Regions from separate parts of the Homo sapiens genome. Here region 2 is linked to region 1. A link is a contact called in ENCODE Hi-C or POLR2A ChIA-PET data. All regions are on one chromosome and are shown on one strand. Each heading gives the region's core, a stretch centred on a gene start or an enhancer-like site at or near the end of the contact. The rest is flanking DNA. Distances are from core to core; before and after follow the strand shown. Region 1 overlaps LINC02698 (long intergenic non-protein coding RNA 2698). Region 2 holds the start of LINC02703 (long intergenic non-protein coding RNA 2703).

What was found. A loop is a pair of places that touch in the nucleus more often than their neighbours do. ChIA-PET counts read pairs that join two places held with the same protein, here RNA polymerase II (POLR2A). Pooled maps may share reads with other maps.
Region 2: a map of GM12878 shows a loop between it and region 1 (4-fold over the local background). The contact joins the promoter of LINC02703 here to the enhancer-like site in region 1. A Hi-C loop is called at or near these places in 3 of 168 maps with a recorded cell type or tissue (CD14-positive monocyte, GM12878 and OCI-LY7), 37 of 37 single-sample maps with no recorded cell type and 12 of 50 pooled maps. POLR2A ChIA-PET finds 5 or more read pairs at or near these places in 3 of 52 experiments (GM10248, GM12878 and OCI-LY7).

What each region holds. Positions count from the first base shown.
Region 1 is chr11:115,872,485-115,875,589 of GRCh38, reverse strand. All of the region lies in intron 2 of LINC02698 (long intergenic non-protein coding RNA 2698), which reads right to left. Among named protein-coding and RNA genes, the nearest start is that of LINC02703, 46 kb to the left of the region's middle. Within about 2 kb of position 1,654, at least 3 of the 41 ENCODE cell types and tissues checked have a DNase peak (open chromatin) inside an H3K27ac peak, as active enhancers do; they include CD14-positive monocyte, GM12878 and OCI-LY7, where a contact is called at or near this core.
Region 2 is chr11:115,918,053-115,921,133 of GRCh38, reverse strand. LINC02703 (long intergenic non-protein coding RNA 2703) reads right to left here and starts at 1,498. Exons shown (of 7, transcript NR_187258.1): 1 at 823-1,498. RefSeq lists an enhancer at 1,653-1,802.

The DNA of each region.
Region 1 (3,105 bases), core at 405-2,904:
AGGACAATCTTTTCTATAAATAATATTGGAACCCTCGGATACCCATATACAAAAAATAAACTTGACCTTTATACCAGAGCATATACAAAAATTAATTTCAGTTGGTATTCATATCTGAAAGTGAAAGCACTATAAAGATTCTATGTGATAATATAGGATATTATTTCTATGGACTTAGGAGAAAAACAGAAATTATTTAGAAGCACATAAAAGTACTAATCATGAAAGAAAAGGCTGTTAAATTAGACTACACTAAAACTAAGAACTTCAACTTATCAAAAGATACCATGAGTAGAAAAAAAAAACATGTGCTCAGACAGAGAAGTTATTTGCATCCATATAAAGTAAGCAAAGATTCAATCTAAAATATATGAAGAGCTCTTACAAATCAATAAAACACAGACAATTAATTAAAAAGTGGGTGAAAAGGGGACTTCATAAGAAAAGATATTTCAGAGGCCGGTAAACATATGAACGTGATCAACCTTATTAGTAATCAAGGAAATGAAAACTAAAACCACAATGAAACACCACTACACATCTACCAGAGTAACTGAAACTCACAAGATTGGTAATAGCAAGTGTTGGCAAGGTTGCGCAGCCACTGGAGCACTCAGACATTGTTGATGGGACTGTACGTTGGTACAATTACTTGGAAAACAGCTTGGTATTACCTGCTAAACTTAAACTTACATATATTCTATGACCCAGCAGTTTCAATCCCAAGTAAATATCCAGCAGAAATATACACATGTGCACCAAAAGACACGTACAGGCTGGGCAGGGTGGCACACGCCTGTAATCCCAGTAACCTGGGAGGCTGAGGCAGGAGAATTGCTTGAACCCAGGAGGTAGAGGTTGCACTGAGCTGAGATCACACCACTGCACTCCAGCCTAGGCGTGAGACAAAGTGAGACTCCGTCTAAAAAAAAAAAAAAATTGTGCAGGGATGTTGTTCATAGTAACATTATTTATAATAACCCCAAAGTGAAAACAATCCAAATTCTAACAGTGGAATAGACAGATGAATGGGGTATATTTGTACAGTGGTAAAGTATACAGCAATGAAAATAAACTGCTGTATGCAACGATGGGTGACTCTCATGTATATAATAGTGATCAAAATAAGTCAAATACAAAATAATATATAGTATAAGTCTATTTATATAAAGTCCCAAAATAGGCAATATTAATCTATAATCTTAGAAGCCAGAAGAAGAGTAACCTCTGGATAAAAATAAGCCTCCAGAAGTAGAAAGAGAGTAGTGAGGGGGAGGAGGGGACAAGAAGAGAGCATCTTGGATGCTAGAGGTGTTTTATTTCCCAATCTAGGTGACGGCTTCCTAGGTGTCTATTGCATGATAATTTGTGGAACTATGTAGTTTCGTGTTTTGTGTGTATTTCTGTATGAGTGTTATATTTCAATTGAAAAAACGTTTTAAAGAAAAATAAGCATAATGTCCATGATAAACTAGAAATAGTTTAAGCCCTCGGCTGCATAAGTGGATTGAAAAGGAAAGGTCAAAGGAACTTTGTGAAGGGAGGATAAATTAATGAAAACAGGGGTGTACTTCAAATAGCAAATTCACAGTAAATGGAGGTTATTTTTACAAAGTCAACTCTCAACTTCCTTTTTTTCGTTGTCTTCATAAATCATGCAAAGCGGGCTGCCTGCCTTGGCAGTTCCATACTAAAATTGCTCCACATACACATTCATGTGTCCTCCCCTATTTGAAGGTAAACAAGTCTCAGCCAAGACAAAATTGAAAAAGTTTGTAGGGTATTTCTTTTGTCTCCAGTTTCTTTCTGTAGCTTTGGTGTATTTTTTCAAGTTCACTGGGCTTGCAGTCAGAACCTCAGGTACAAGTTCAAACTAAATATCTCTTGTTTCATAGTCACTGGTCCTGGGAATAGTTACTTGACAGCTCTGAGCCTCAGTTTCCTTTTTTGCACAACAGGAAGAATACAAATGCCTGCCTCCCAGAATTGTGAACACTAAGTGACACAAAGCATACACACACACACACACACACACTTCAAACCTCAAGGTGTACACCTGAAAGGGACTGCTCTCCCTCCCCGCCCATCTCCTTGGCAATGCCCATTTCAGGTGTTAACTCTTTTAACCCTCCCCCCTGTATCATAGCAGGGAAGAATCTGATATCAGTAATTTATATTCCAAGGATTGATTGATTATTCTCCAACTGGAGCTCAGCCAGGCATTTGCATTTTATGCCTTTTATTCCTAATTGTGGCATGAAAGTCTTTTTCCCTTGTTAAAAGAATCTGAGACATCAGCAAGAAGGTGGAGAGCTCCAGGGGCAGTGAGGGGAAGCTTGAAATCACATTAGCCAGATTCTGCTGTTCTGAAGGTGAATCTGATTGAGCCCTTTTCAAGTGCCTTTTATTTTGCTGGAGATGGAGTGTAGTCAGAGGGACTGCCCCCGTTAAATGGCCCCTGCTCTGGTAGACTGGGTCAGGGAGAAGGTATGCAGTCATCTGAGGATATTGAAGTCCCAAGCCATGCAGATGATAAAAGAAAGTGAATCCCTCAGCCACTATTTTTAGGACCCAAAGCCTGCCTCACTCCAAGGGAGGGCAGCTACAGTCCTGCCCTCCTACCACCCCTTACACCTCTTCTGGTTTGAATTCAGCTCTATCTTCTCCTCCAATTCTCCTAAACTTCACCTAATCACTGCCACCCCTTCCCTCTGTCCCATGCAACCCCGAGGACTTTCAGCATCATTTTATTTCACTTTTAAAGACTGTTCCTACCTTAATCTCTCTCACCCGGTAGCCTAACGTTTATTCCTAGGCCTCGTTTATAAAGTCTACATTTGGTTATAATATTTCAGAAATATGTTTTTGTAATTTTTCTCCTTGGTTAACAAAGATGTTGCTGTCCTGAATATGTTTAAAAGAAAAAGGAAGTTGAAACAATACAGGAAACTCAAGAGGAACTGGCAGGATGAATTGGTGCAAATTGCTAAGTACACAAGGATGGCGTAAAGGAGCATATTGTCTGACCAGAAAAACCCGACTAGGTAGAGAGAGGGGAACTCTCAAGATCTTGTGTAGTCCACCAAAAAGTGTCTGAAGCTTTGA
Region 2 (3,081 bases), core at 249-2,748, 46 kb before region 1:
GAAGCCCCCTAGAAGGCCATGGCATGCTGAGAGGGAGGAGAGGCACTCTGCCAGGCCTTCCAGCTATCCCTCGGGGCCCTCTCTTCAGGAGGGCAAGGCCGTACAGTTCACAGCACACCCATTTCAAGCCTCAGTGAGTTCAGTGAAATGCCATTTCCCCAGGTCAGCATTTTACATTACACCAGCCCAGTATCCCTGCTTGACTGCAAAGCATTAACTAGGGCCCTGCCTCAATCAAACATGCTGCCATGGTGTGACAGGATGCATTCTGTGTAACGACAGGCAGAATGTCAGAGACCTGGGGAGGAAAGCTTGCAATCTGTCCAACAGTGCAACGGGAAGCTCAGGAGTTACTGAGCACCTCGTCATTGGAAGCATCCAAGAAGACATTGGATAGGCATCTACATTGCATAGTGTACTGGAGTCACATTTGGTCTGAACTGGAATTCTGGCTCTACCATTTATTGGCTCAATTTCCTGCAGCCTCAGTTTACCCATTGGAAATGGGGGGAAATAAGGGTATCTATCTCACAGGGTTGTTGTGAGGAGAAGATCATGCATAAAAATGGCTTAGCACAGTGCTCCATAAATGAGAGAGACAATGATGAAGGTGAAGGTGCTGGCGATGGCGGTGGTGAGTATATAAAGAGGAAGAGGAGAGTGAACACATTCTTGACTCTGAAGGGAGTTTAATGAGGAGCAGTTGCAATGGGGCACTCTGTAGAACTTGCCATTTTGACAGCCCTGCTTCCATGTGGAGAGCTAAATAGAGGAGGCTCTGGGAAAGTTATCCCACAATAAAACCCACCCAGCCCTTCCTACCTTCGTTGTGAGTCAGACACATTCTCCCATGCCTAACCCTGCCTATGTTCTCTCCCAGAACTCTGGACAGAGAGATACAATTCAGCCAATTAGAGCACTGCTTAATTGCTAGCATTTTGCAAACCACTGCCTTATTGGCTAGAAGGGCAATAATATCAAAAAGACCTCCTGGTGACTTCACAGTTGGGAAAAATAGATGCTCCTAAGTCATCCCTTCTACCCTCCTCTAAGTAACAAACACCTTTCTCCCCTGGGGAAATTTCTTCTTTCATTTGCTGTAAAGTGACTTCTGCTGAAGTGTGTGTTTTTGAAGTGGAAAATTGAAAGCACATGATTCATTCCAAAAGCAAACTGTTAGTTCACAGCTGAGAAATCACTTTGCTATTGGTCCAAAGAGTTGCTTCTCAGGTTTGAGGGGGGCAAATTTGTAACTCCACTTTCACCCTCTCCGACTACAGAACCACTCCATTGACAGACCAAGAGCCAGAGAAATGAAGATCGAAATAGCACCTTTATTCCTGATAATGTTAAATTAGAGGGGGTGGCTTGTGTCAGACCAGAATGACCTGCTACTCTACCCCTGAGCTGATCTGATCCCCCAAAACTTCAGGCTTCCCCAGTCGGGGCAGAGCCAGCCCCACGAATCTTACCACATGGCTGACAGCAGAGCTTGTGTGTTCTCCCAGGGCAGGCATATACCAAAAGAGAGGGAGAGGGAGGGGAAGAGAGTGAGTCATACATAAACTCAAGTGACAAATCACTCCTAGCTGGGTCAAAAAGGGAGTAGAGAGGGGCCAAGTGTGTGGGGTCAGGGAAGTCCCTCTATATGAAAACTAGAGAAGGAAGGGGATAAAAATTCCCCAGATTTTTGTTATCTTAACCAGCTGGGCTTAATGTTTAACCCCTGGACAACCAGGTATGTGGTCATCTGGCTCCAGGAGGGGATGAGCTAACTATCTGAGCAGGAGGTCGCTCCCCCAGCATCAACTTCTGTTCCTTCCTGTGCCTTCCTGGGACCATCCTAAGACACTGTTGATTTCACTTCCATAAGCCTCTGAGATGAGCCAGAACAGTGTGTTAATAAAATCCAGTCCAAGGCTATGTTGTGTCTAAGACTGCAAGTTCAGAGCCTGTTCTATTTCCAATCCAAATTGATGTCCAGCCACATGGACCACTAACCTCATCAGAGGTTCTGTAATGAGGTTTAATAGCAGAGTGAAGATACTTCAATAATAAAATGCATAAAGAGCTAATAAAAAATGCATAAAGATTTCTTCAATAATAAATGGGAAAATAAGATGTCCCAAATTTGGATATAAACCCTTCCCATTATCAAATTCCTAGGGAAAAATTTAGAGATTAAAATCCCAAAGAGATTAAAGTCCAAAATCAAAGTATTTAGCCCTTGCGAATTAAAGCCCAAAGAAAGTCCAAATTGCCCAAGTTACATTTAAGTTTAAAGCAGTGGAGATCCTCCCCAGTTCCCTACTCTGCTCAGTCTCAGGCAGCAGCACTCTTGGTGTCTGAGCAGAGGGAGGAACTCCGTGAGCAGCTGGATCCTGAGTTGGCTTCCACTGGGGTGTATGTGTGTACCTCCTCAGAACCTCAGAAATGAGATCATTCAACTCCAAGCCTCTCATGCACTCCCTTTTTTAACAGCCCAAATAATTAATAGCACATTAAAGCTTATCAAAGCTCTCTCCTGACACCAATAAAATTTAGAAAACCAGGCATTCTGAAGCCCCTACAGCAGTTGTCCCAGGCAAAATTATGTGCCCAGCCCCAGTGCTCAGTTTTGCCAGAGACCATAGCAGAGCATCCTGGTACCTGAGGGAAGCAGGAAGCCAGAGATGGTCCCGGTCCAGCCCTAACAGGTTCCCATCAGTGCCTGCCAGTATCCCAGAGTCCATGACCTTTACCCATCAATCACAGGGTTATTCCTGGCACTGTTTTATTAATGCCCTGTTTCTCCCTCCATGGAGAACACCACCATATCCCCACATGCCTGGACTCTCCTCTGCTGGAATTGGCCTCTCCCTGCTGGCACCTCCCAGGCCAGGGCTCAGCACCTGAAATGGCAGAATATTGGCTGCTCCAGCAAGGAGCCAGACTGGGATGGAAATTTCAAAGGAAATATCCAGAAACTGGTTTCACAGCTCAAAACCCTCACTCTTGTCAAGGGTATTAAAAAAATAAGTGTGTGGGAGGTTGACAGGAAGGTATTTGTGAAGAGGGCTTCTTTAGAGACAGGTGAGCTGT